Regions from separate parts of the Homo sapiens genome. Here region 1 is linked to region 2. A link is a contact called in ENCODE Hi-C data. All regions are on one chromosome and are shown on one strand. Each heading gives the region's core, a stretch centred on a gene start or an enhancer-like site at or near the end of the contact. The rest is flanking DNA. Distances are from core to core; before and after follow the strand shown. Region 1 holds the start of ART4 (ADP-ribosyltransferase 4 (inactive) (Dombrock blood group)). Region 2 has its middle 120 kb from the start of ATF7IP.

The links. A loop is a pair of places that touch in the nucleus more often than their neighbours do. Pooled maps may share reads with other maps.
Region 1: a loop to region 2 is called in a map of B cell, with 31 times the contacts of the local background. The contact joins the promoter of ART4 here to the enhancer-like site in region 2. A Hi-C loop is called at or near these places in 3 of 168 maps with a recorded cell type or tissue (B cell, PC-9 and naive thymus-derived CD4-positive, alpha-beta T cell), 1 of 37 single-sample maps with no recorded cell type and 10 of 50 pooled maps.

Annotation. Positions count from the first base shown.
Region 1 is chr12:14,842,211-14,847,994 of GRCh38, reverse strand. ART4 (ADP-ribosyltransferase 4 (inactive) (Dombrock blood group)) reads left to right here and starts at 4,469. Exons shown (of 3, transcript NM_021071.4): 1 at 4,469-5,025. The coding sequence starts at 4,882.
Region 2 is chr12:14,238,003-14,244,127 of GRCh38, reverse strand. No RefSeq gene overlaps it. Among named protein-coding and RNA genes, the nearest start is that of ATF7IP, 120 kb to the left of the region's middle. RefSeq lists enhancers at 4,730-4,809, 3,964-4,903. Within about 2 kb of position 4,512, at least 19 of the 41 ENCODE cell types and tissues checked have a DNase peak (open chromatin) inside an H3K27ac peak, as active enhancers do; they include B cell and PC-9, where a contact is called at or near this core.

The DNA of each region.
Region 1 (5,784 bases), core at 3,220-5,719, 600 kb before region 2:
CATTCTCTAGTGAATTAATGTGACTAGTACTCTCTTTTTTTAAATTCCCTTTGGGAAATGGAGCTTTTTTTCAGAATCTCCTCCTGACTGCTAGGCCCCGTTACCATGAGCTGACTTTCAAAATTGAACAGATCTAAGTTCCTAGAGAGCTGGGACCATATCTGGTTGGTTATGGCTGAATCCCCAGAGCATCATGCACAGCTCATGTTCAGCAAATATATCATTTTCAAATGTGTGAAAGGATGGCTACTCCCTTACCCTGTATTCCCAATCACTCTGCTCTACCCAAGGGTTGAGACGGTCCCTGAGTTATGTCAGATCTTCTGCTGCCCATTGTGTCCCCAGGATTTGGATAGACTCAGGCATAGTCCTTGGGCAAATGTCTTTTCTGTGAGCCTGGGCCTCAGAACCTCCTATGCACCACTAGGAATTCTGCTCTATCTCTCCCAGAATAAATGGCCTTCTTGGGGATGGTACCCAAGCTACTGAAATTTGGAAGCATTTATTCATTCACTCATTCATTCAACAAACACTTACAGAATGTTAGCCGTTGTGAGAGCACATGCAGCAGAAGTTGCTCTGTCAACAATGTTGAGGAAATTCACAGAGGAGTGTTGGGGATGACGATAAGGAAAACAAAGCTCTTTCCTGACACTAAGATCCTATGCTTTTAAAGAAAAAGGTGAGAAAAAGAAAGGGTAAATAACATAATCTGATGATCAACATATAACCAAGCAACCAGATACTATAATAAAGCAATTGCTTTAATAACTATTATTGCAAAAGGTATTGAAACAATAGATGCAAATGTCTCCTGAGAATGGTAAAACTTCTCCCTGTGATTTCCCTGCCAGAACTGCATAATCTGAATCTAATTACCAGGAAATAATGTGCAAGCCCCAGTTGACAGACATTCCACAAAATAACTGGCCAATGCTTCTCAAACCTGCCAAGGTCAAAAGGCACAATAAACACTGAGGAAGTATTGCAGCTTAAAGAGACTACAGAGACTTGACAACTAAGTGCAAATTGTGATCCTGGGACGAGACATAAAGGACATTATAGGAACAGTTAATAAATTTGACTATGAACTATGGATTAGATAACGATATTATATAAATGATATTTGTAATTAACTGTGGTTATATAAGAGAATGTCCCTGTTTTATGAAATAAATGCTGAGGTATTTAAGGGTAAAAGAGCATGATATTTGCAATTTATTCTCAAGTTGTTTAAAAAAAGAGAGAATGATAGAGCAATTGGGGTAAAATATTAACAACTGATTAATTTGGAGAGTGTATCGAAATTCCTTCTACTCTTGCACCTTTTGTGTAAGCATGAAATGTTATCTAAATAAAAAGTTATAAAAATGTGAAATAACTGAGGGAGCTTTGCTCACTTCTGTAAGAGTGTTAAGAGTTAAGAAGGAACTGATAAGTTAAAACGTAGATAACTCAAACCCATTCTGCCTACCAAATTATGGGGTCACTATCAAACAACTTTCCTGTGACTAACAAGTACTTCTGGCAATAAAACACTCCTATTAAATTTAGACACAGATCTGAAGGAGTTCAACAAGATCCAAACAGGAACTACTAAAGGTCATTGCCAAACCTCAAGGACGGTAACAGAAGATAAGTTTCCTCCCTGGGAAAGGCCCTCTAGTGAGTACTGCAACCCATTCTCTGAAAGAAGGTTTAGAATAGTCTAGAATATCTAGAATTTATTCCAGAAAATAGATCTGGAAAATTAGCGAAACCTCTTCTTAAACAGCTGCTTAAAAAAAAAAATAAAGTTAACTTTCACTGTGTTGGACACCCTATGAGTTGTTGGTCTTTCATTTCATTGTCAACAGAACCCTGCAAGACTGGTGTTACCATGTCTACTTTTACATATGAAGAAAATGCAACTGAGAATTAGTGTAATTTGTTCCAACTCACAAAGGTAGGAAGTGATGGAAGTAAAATTCCAACACAAGGTCTGTGCTACTTCAAAACTTATATCCCAACCCATCAAGACAGCACAAATAGGCTGCATTTTGAAGAACTGGGTATCATTAAATGATAACTGAATGCACCCCAAACTCTAAATTAACTAATATTAAATTATTACATGAGAATCTTAATAAGATAGCCCTTAAGGCAAAAGATGACTTTTTATTGACTCCAAACAATCAGAAAACTTAACTTTTCATTTTAATTCAAATATGTTCACATATACACCAGAACTTGAGCTTTTCCCTACCCCAGTTGTTTTCACTGATGGTTCTCTCTCTCTGTCTCTCTCTTTCTCTCTCTCTCCCCACCTTCTCTCTCTCTCCCTACCTTCTCTCTCTCCCCTCCCCTCCCCACTCTCTCGCTCCCCTTCTCTTTTGCTCTCCCCCTCACTCTCTCTCCCTCTCTCCCTCTATCTTTCTCCCTCTCTCTCTCTCTTTCTATCCCCCTTCCTGCTCCCTGCCCCATTCCCTTTTCTGTTCTCCCTCTTTTAGACTGAGTGGTATAAAATGTTACAAAGTTTTCTGCTGCCCTCCAGTGGTCTTATCCTGGAAGTGGCAGTCACGATAGGAAAAATAGCAAAACCTTTATAGAAGATAATAATAAAATGACACACTCTTTTAGAGTGTTTTAAGATCGTGGGCTTCAGGAGACAGAAAAGCACCTGTGATTACTAAAAAGTTATTAAACTTCACAGGGCCTCAACAACCACATTTATAAAGGAAAGGTTAAAATATCTCTTCATGGTCGTCCCATGGGTTGAGATAACATGCAAAAAGGTCTTGAAGTACAGTACTTGCTCAATAAAAGAAAAGTTTCACCTTATTTAAGCCTGACAACTTTCTATAAGGTTAAGGAAACTGAGGCTAAGCACAAATTACTTATTTTTTAAAGTTACCTCAGCCAGCATTGTGGGTAGAACTCAAACTATAATTCAAATTTTCATATTCTAAGTCTAGTTCTCTTCATGACATCTCAATATTCCAAAGTAACAGTTGCTAATAAGGAACCTTAAGAATTGTTAAAGTCTTAAAGGGATATTTTCACACACTGCTAGTGGTTGCCATTAAATCTGAAAAATATGCATTCCATGGATCAGTAGTCACATCTCTAGAACTGCATCTTAAAAATTGTGAGAAACACACAAAAATTTATGTAGTTGAAAACAAGCTAAATATAAGATATTTATTAAATAAACTTTGGTGCAAATAATAATAATTGGTTTTATTTGTTGGAAAATTTCTAGGTGCCAGATGCTATTCTAAGGAGTATGAATGTATCAACACTAAAATGAAGTTGGTACTATTATTATCTCCATTCAACACATGAGGAAACAGAGAGACAGAGAGGTTAAGTAGCTTGTCCAAGATCACACATTTAGGAAGAAGGAGCACCAGGAATTGAACTGAGATGTCTTATTCAAGAGTCCATGTTCTAGTCACTTATCAATCTTCTTCTGAGACTGTCCATGGATCCACCCATGCTGTCCCATTGTGTGGCAGCACCTATGTAATGGAATATAGTGAACCTTTGTTTAAAAAATGTTTCAATAGGTATTAAATTATATAGGGACATGCTTACATTAAAATATTAAGGGGAATAAACAGTATGCAAAACTGCATACTATATTATTTCAGTTCTAGAAACCTGTGTGTGTGTATGTCTAAGGGTGTATAAATCAAAATCCAGACCTAATTAGTGGCTGTCTCCAAGTGACGGGTTATGTGTCATTTTTTTCTCCTTTGTGCTTTCTAAATATTCTGAATATTTGTTAATGAGACAGAACTGCTGTGATCATCAGAAAATTTAGATTAAAAAAATTCAGGGTGCCAAAAAATTCTAGAATACTTAAGAACAGCACTTAGTTTACCTTAAAAGTTAAAAATTGAATCCAGAAGTAAATATTTGCAAGAAAAACAATTATCAAGGATTGCTAACTTTTAGTTTCTTAAATAATGAATCCAGAAGTATAAATACAAAATATTTGCAAGAAAATATAATTATATCAAGGGTTGGGAGGAGAAGAAGGATGTTTAGACTAGAAAGGGTAGTACCTACCTAAAAGAGAGTGCTTAATAGAACTGTGCTGGATTAAGTTTGCACAGTGGACCCTATTTTAACTTATGTCAGCTCTACATAAGCAGTCTCCTGACAGTCGTCATTAGGATTCACTGGAGACTGGAACTGTGCGGACAGAGGGCCTGTCTTCAGAAGAGAAAATGGGGGAAGAGCTTTGAACCCAGAGGTACAATCTCTGGATTGGAGAGTTTCAAAGGTGCCAGGGAAAAGCAGTACAAAGAGCCTTCTTTTTGACAATAACTCTAAAACACACTTTGCTCTGTGAACGCCCGTCCTGGGCAGGGCCTATCAGCAGGGCCAGATGAGCCTATAGACACCCAGGGTGGCGCGTTCCCAGCCGCCCTGCGCATGCCAATCTTATCAGTTTTGATGGAAGCCTGGGGCTCCAGATAATGCTACTTGGCCCCAAACGCTGGACAGAGCATGCTTTTTCCTGTTTGGCTGGGAAAGGGAAGGCTGAACTGCTGAGTCTGACACTTAACAGGACTTCGGCATTCCCCTGAATACAGACTAGATCAGAGATTTTATTTTTTTAATTGAAAAGTAACTTGGGTTCTCTTTAGAAACCCTTATTTGGTGTGCGCATCTGGCTATTTCACAGAGATTTCAGTTTTGCAAAGAAGTCGGAGTTGATTTCTTCCCTCAGACAAGCTATTGGTTGTTGGTGGGCAACAGAAGTTGCTCAGCATAGACAGGGGAAAAAACGGTTACGGATGAGACTGAAAGAAAACCTCAAAGGAGAACTCTGAGAATTCATCTCAGGATGAAGCTGCAAGGGCAAAGGAGAAGTACTTGTGACACAAGCAAATGGGTCCATTGATCAACAGATGCAAGAAGATTCTTCTCCCAACTACTGTACCTCCTGCAACGATGAGAATCTGGCTCCTTGGAGGCCTGCTGCCATTCCTGCTGCTCCTCTCTGGCCTGCAGAGACCCACAGAGGGTTCTGAGGTAGGGGGACAATTGAGGGGGTGATCTCTTTATGATCAGTGCTCCAACAGAGCATTCACCCGGCCACAGCCTTTAAATGGCCGAAAACTTAGGCATTCAGAATCTAGTTTCATTCAGACATTTTAACAAATCATGTTAGTAAAGAGTGTTGAAAACAGTTATGAAAAATTGTAGAATCCTTCACTGTTAGTACACTTGACATTATGGATGCTAGTGGCATAAAGTTATTTTCCTGATCCACTGTAAAAATTAAGTAAAATATTGCTTCCATAGTACAAACAATGCAAAATAAACCAAGTCTATTTGGCTTTAAACTCTAGCATACAGATTGACTTAAGTTTTAAGTGAATATTTTAATAAAGATCTGTGTAACAAAAAACAACCTAATGTTAAGAGATGACAGAGTACATATTTGAGATCTAGTAACATATTAACAAAGTTTCAGAGTTCATCATGACAGTTGACAGAACATTGTATTATTGGTTTGGTTTGGCTCGGCTTGGCTTAAATAGATACCGTAGACCTATTTTAATACCTGATGTGAAGAGTTATTGGTTAAAATCATTTAATCAGTCTTAAAAATGTGTTCTAGTTCACAAACAACTAGCTGACGTCTCATCATAAATAACATAGTAAAAATACCAAATGGGATGTTCTTTAAGTTCCAGTTCCAACATCCTTAACATTGACTGGATGGAATGTGATCCTTTAACATGTCCCTCAATGAGTACTGTTTATTACGAAAACATCATTTCTTTG
Region 2 (6,125 bases), core at 3,263-5,762:
ATCATGTTTTTCTGGTTTAAGAGCCAGTTAAACATAGCCATACATCACTGCATAGATTACTGTGGAAGGAATGTCTTCTTACTAGAGTGAGAGACGTATGTTTTACTAAGGCCCCCAAGAAAAGGCTGTTTTCAGAGTGTTTCCTGGTCAGAGAGTTTTTTGGAACTGAAGAATTTGAAGGGAGAGTAAGAAAATTTACCAGAAAAGGATGGAATTCTAGGAAGGTTTTATTTATTTACTTGAGACAGAGTCTTGCCCTGTCACCCAGGCTGGAGTGCAGTGGCGTGATCTCAGCTCACTGCAACTTGGCCTCCTGTGTTCAAGCGATTCTCCTGCCTCAGCCACCCAAGTAGCTGGGACTACAGGCATGAGACACCATGCCGGGCTAATTTTTGTATTTTTAATAGAGATGGGGTTTTACCATGTTGGCCAGGCTGGTCTCGAATGCCTGGGCTCAAGTAATCTGCCTGCTTTGTCCTCCCAAAGTGCTAGAATTACAGGTGTGAGCCACTGTGCCTGACCAAGGAAGATTCCTTTATATAAACTTAATTTAAGGCCTTTGTTATCAGGCAAACATGGAAAAGTTGGACATCTCTGTCATTATTTTTATAAATTTAGATGATTTTAATACCAAAGACTAATAAGGAAGAAACAAAATTAGATCCAAAATTTATATAAAAATATTAGTAAGTATAATCCAAGAGTTAAAAATTGGTATTAATAATAAAGAATACCCAATTAGGGGCTGGGCAAGGTGGTTCACACCTGTAATCCCGGCACTTTGGGAGGTTGAGGTGGGTGGATCACGAGGTCAGGAGATCGAGACCATCCTGGCCAACATGGTGAAACCCCATCTCTACTAAAATACACAAAATTAGCCGGGCGTGGTGGCATGCGCCTGTAATCCCAGCTACTTGGGAGGCTGAGGCAGGGGATTTGCTTGAACCCGGGAGGCAGAGGTTGCAGTGAGCCAAAATCACGCCACTGCACTCCAGCCTGGCGACAGAGCAAGACCCTGTCTTAAAAAAAAAAAAAAAAAAAAAAAAAGATTACCCAATTTAGGACTTATTGTAGGAATTCAAGGATAGTTCAATATCAGGAAAACTCTCAGTATAATTAGTTATATTAGCAAGTTTTTTTTTGTTTGTTTTGTTTTTTTTTTTGAGACGGAGTGTCACACTCTCGCCCAGGCTGGAGTGCAGTGGTGTGATCTTGGCTCACTGCAAGCTCTGCCTCCTGAGTTCACACCATTCTCCTGCCTCAGCCTCTGGAGCAGCTGGGACTACAGGCACCTGCCGTCATGCCCAGCTAATTTTTTGTATTTTTAGTAGAGATGGGGTTTCACCGTGTTAGCCAGGATAGTCTCAATCTCCTGACCTCGTGATCTGCCCGCCTCGGCCTCCTAAAGTGCTGGGATTACAGGCGTGAGCTACTGTGCCTGGCCTATATTATCAAGTTTTAAATAATCTAAGTAGATTTTGAAAAGATAGTTGATAAATTTCAACAGCCATTTCTAATAAAACTCTAAAGTCAATGAAACAATTGATATATTTGACTATATTAAAATTAAAAACTTCTGACTGGAGCAGTGGCTCACTCCTATAATCCTAGCACTTTGGGAGGCCAAGGTGGAAGGATTGCTTGAAGTTTGATACCAGCCTGGGCAACTAAGCAAGACCCCATCTCTACAAAAACAAAACAGAAAAATTTGCTGGGTGTGGTGGCGCATACCTGTAGTCCCAGCTACTTGGGAGGCAGAGGCAAGAGAATTGGTTGAGACCAGGAGACAGAGGCTGCAGTGAGCTATGATCATACAATTGCACTCCAGCCAGTGTGACAGTGAGACCCTGTCTTAAAAAATAAAACAAAATAAAAACTTATTTTCATGAAAAGATACCACATACAAAATGAAAATGTAATCTGTAGACTGAGAGAAAATGTTTGCAATATTTGTATTTTCACAGAATTTTTTTTTTTTTTTTTTTGAGATGGAATCTTGCTCTGCTTCCTAGGCTGGAGTGCAATGGCACCATCTCAGCTCACTGTAACCTCTGCCTCCTGGGTTCAAGCAATTCTCTGCCTCAGCCTCCTGAGTAGCTGGGATTATAGGCACCTGCCACCATGCCTGGCTAATTTTTTTGTATTTTTAGTAGAGATGGGGTTTCACCATCTTAGCCAGGCTGGTCTTGAACTCCTGACCCTGTGACCCTCCTGCCTCAGCCTCCCAAAGTGCTGAGATTACAGGTGTGAGCCACCACACCAGGCCAGAAGTTTTTTTTTTTTTTTTTTTTTTGAGACTGGGTCCTACTCTGTTACCCAGGCTGGAGTGCATTGACATGATCATGGCTTACTGCAGCCTTGACCTCTCAGGTTCAGGTGATCCTCCCACCTCAGCCTCCTGAGTTGCTAGGACCACAGGTGTGCACCACACTCAGCTAATTTTTATTTTTTATTTTTTTATTTATAAAATATATTAATTAAAAAAAAACAGAGATAGGGTCTTGCTATGTTGCCCAGGCTGGTCTTGGTTTCCTGGGCTCAAGCAGTCCTCTCATCTCAGCCTTACAAAGTGCTAGGATTACAAGTGTGAGCCACCGTACCTGGCCTAGTCAGAAGATTTAAATAACTTTTTTTTTTTTTTTTTGAGATGGAGTCTCACTCTGTTGCCCAGGCTGGAGTGCAGTGGCACTATCTCGGCTCACTGAAATCTCTGCCTCCCGGGTTCAAGCGATTCTCCTGCCTCAGCCTCCTGAGTAGCTGATATGACAGGCATGTGCCACCACACCCAGCTAATTTTGTATTTTTAGTAGAGACAGGGTTTCACCATGTTGGCCAGGCTGGTCTCGAACTCCCAACCTCAGGTGATCCGCCTGCCTCGTCCTCCCAACATGCTGGGTTTACAGCCATGAGCCACCATGCCCAGTGCTTTGTTTCTTAAGTTGTGTGGTCGGAAAAAGGTTATTCTTTATTTTTCCTCTCTAGCTTCAAGGTCCTCTTATCTGTTTTGTGTCCCAGGAGGCAGAGGCTGACCTACATGACCTGCACCAATGAGCTTCCTTGCTCTCTGGCTTCCAATTGGGTCCAGCTAGTAGGGATCGTAAGGAGATGGGGAGGGGTAGAAGAGTAAAGCTGGGCTATCATCCTCATGTTTCTCTTTCGTTCAGGGTTTTCTTATTTACTTAAATAGTCTATGTGAACATGGAGAAAATATGGCAGACACAAATCCAGTTCTTGACACGGGTGTGGTAAGAGTTGGGGGTGGGGTAGAGGTGCTGATATGAGTGCAAGGGAAGGAAAGAAGAAAGAGAAAGCCAAACCCAGAAGGAAAAATAAAAGGATGTAAGGGTCAGATCCGGGCATTTTATGAAAGCTCTCTAGTGAATTCTGTTTTTCATCTAGACAGAATCAGCCAATGCAAACTCTTTGAGGCAGAAGGAGGCCAGCATGGCTGGGCTGGGTGACTGAGGGGCAGGATGGTAGGAGTAGAGGTGAGAGGTGGGGTGGGGACACTGTAGGAAACAGGATTTGGCTCTTACTCTGATGTCTGGACTAACAGCGTTTTGCTAATCTCATCCATAAATTCTCTTATCACTTGGGAGGAGATTTGTCAAACTCTCCCCTCCCCTTCACCGCCACCCTTATGGGGTTAGTCTCACTGTGCCTGGGGCTAAGGAGTGGGGCATTTCTAACCCTCGGCATCTGCGCAAAGGGCTGATGGGTAGTTTCCAAGTCAGAACTGGAAGAACAAGTCAAATCTGGGTTGCCAGTCAGGTGGGATAAATAAAGAATGGGAGCCAAGGTAGGGAGTCAAATGCAGGGCTTTAAGGAACCACGCCAGACAGGAGGGAGGGGCAGCGGTGCAGGCCAGCGGGAGGGAGGGATTCAGGAAGTGAGGCGCAGACATGGCAGTTTAATTTATCTTCATCACAAATCTTGAAATCACTGGAGCAGCTACTTGCCCTCTTACAATCTAGACATCAATCTAGAGTTTCAATTTCCTCTTACCAGTCTTCTATTTTTTCATTTGTAAGATATTCCCCTTGATAAAGAAAAGAGAAGTGAAATTGTTAAAATACCAATTTTCTTTGTTTGTCAGCGTCGCCATCTCAGTCCATTCTCTTCCCACAGCCACAGCAATCTTTCTAGTAAGCAAAGCTGATTGTGTCTGGCTCTCTCTCACATTTACAATAAAATCTAAACTTTTCTCTCTTTTTTTCTCTTTTTTTTGGGGGGTGTCAATAAACCTTCCCTAATTTTATCCCCGCCCCCTTTTAGAAAACGTTCCTGGATCATCGCTGCATTTTTGCTATTCCTTTCTGTAACCTTGCCATTCAAAGAGATGCCATTTGCGGTTACAGCAGTTTTTCAACAGTGGCAGTATTTGAGGTCAGATAATTCATTTGTCGTGGTTGGCTGTCTGTGCACTGTGGGACGTTTAGCTGCATCCCTGACCTTTACCCACTAGCTGCCAGTAGCACTCCTCCAGTGGTGACAAGCAAAAATGTTACCAGACATTTCGAAATCTCCCCCGGGAGCGATATTGCCTCTGGTTAACCATTGGGATAGGGTGTGCTGTTTCATGTCTACCCTCCCCTACGCCTGCTCCTCTTTCTGCAGGCAGTGGCCTTCTCCCTGTGGTTATCCTGGCAAACGCAGGCTCATCTCTCAAAATCTCTGCTCCGTGCTCCCTCCCTGGTGAAGCCTTCCCCGTCTGTCAAGGTGGAGTTAGGCAAGTTGGCCCTCCCATTTAGATGGCACCTTGCTATTAGAGTCAGATCGAATTGTAATTCAATGGAGTTGTCTGTTTCCATCTCAGGCTGAGGGTTTAGAAGGTCAGATTGTTTTTTAGTATTTTGTCTCCTGTACCCAGTTAAGTACCTGGGCCAGAATATTGACATCTAGGTGTATCTTTAACAATTTATGTTTCAATGTTGGAAATGATTAAAACAGTTTAGAAATAACATTTAAAGGCAGATTAATTTTTTTTGCCTCATAACTGATATGATGTCTGTGATATCTAGATTTTAATAAGCCACCACATCTCACATATGATATTTTGTATATGATTTGTGAATAGTTGCCTCTAGTTATTAAACTTGTTTTTGTCAGGTCGGGCCACACAGTCCCACGCCTGTAGTCCCAGCACTTTGGGAGGCCGAGGTGGGAGGATCTCCTGAGCTTAGGAGTTTGAGATCAGCCTAGGCAACATGGTGAAACCCCATCCCTACAAAAAAATATAGAAATTAGCCAAGGGTGATGGTGCATGCCTGGAATCTTACCCCAGAGGCTGAGGCAGGAGGATCACTTGAGCCCCAGAGACGGAGGCTGCAGTGAGCCAAGATAGCACCGCTGCACTGCAGCCTGGGTGACAGAGCGAGACCCAGGTCTCAAAAGAAAATAAAAGAAAAAAGAAACAAATAACAAACTAAGACACAAACACACTCATTATCCTAGGCCTCATTAGGCGATAGAAATTTTTCAGCCCCGTTGTAATCTGTTGTATTTTCAGTCCGAATATCTACTGAACTGTCATGTGTCATGTGAGTGTACTCTTGAATAACCACCTGCATAAAGCCACGCTATTATTTGACAATAATTTAGTATTTCTGCATTTTTAGTTATTTAGGACCAACTATACTTTAAAACGTTATTCCATTTGGGAAGCTCATTATCTATCAATAATAATTGTGAAAAATATTTTTAACATTTGATTTTTAAATACCTTACCAATGCTGCCATCTCCTGGATGCTTTTAAGCACTGTAACAATCAAGGAAGCTTACAGTTCTTAATAGTGGTTTCCAAAAATAACATGATATATGCCTATCAAAAGCTTTTATTTTTTGCCCCGTTCTTTTTCTTTTTATTTTTTTGGTTAGTTTGCAGAAGGCCTGTATACATTTTTACTATTTGCTCCATAAAATAGTTGACTATCTACCTACCTTTCTAACCTCCCACCGCTGGAGACAGAATGGTGTAGTAGTACTGTAGTGTAAAGTGATTATGCTACTTTTATTTTGCCTCTCTAGACCAATATCCACCCTTCTCTACTCTGCTTTGTGTCCTAGGAGGCAGAGACTGACCTATATGGAATGCATCAAGAAGCTATCTTGACTTTTAGCTTCA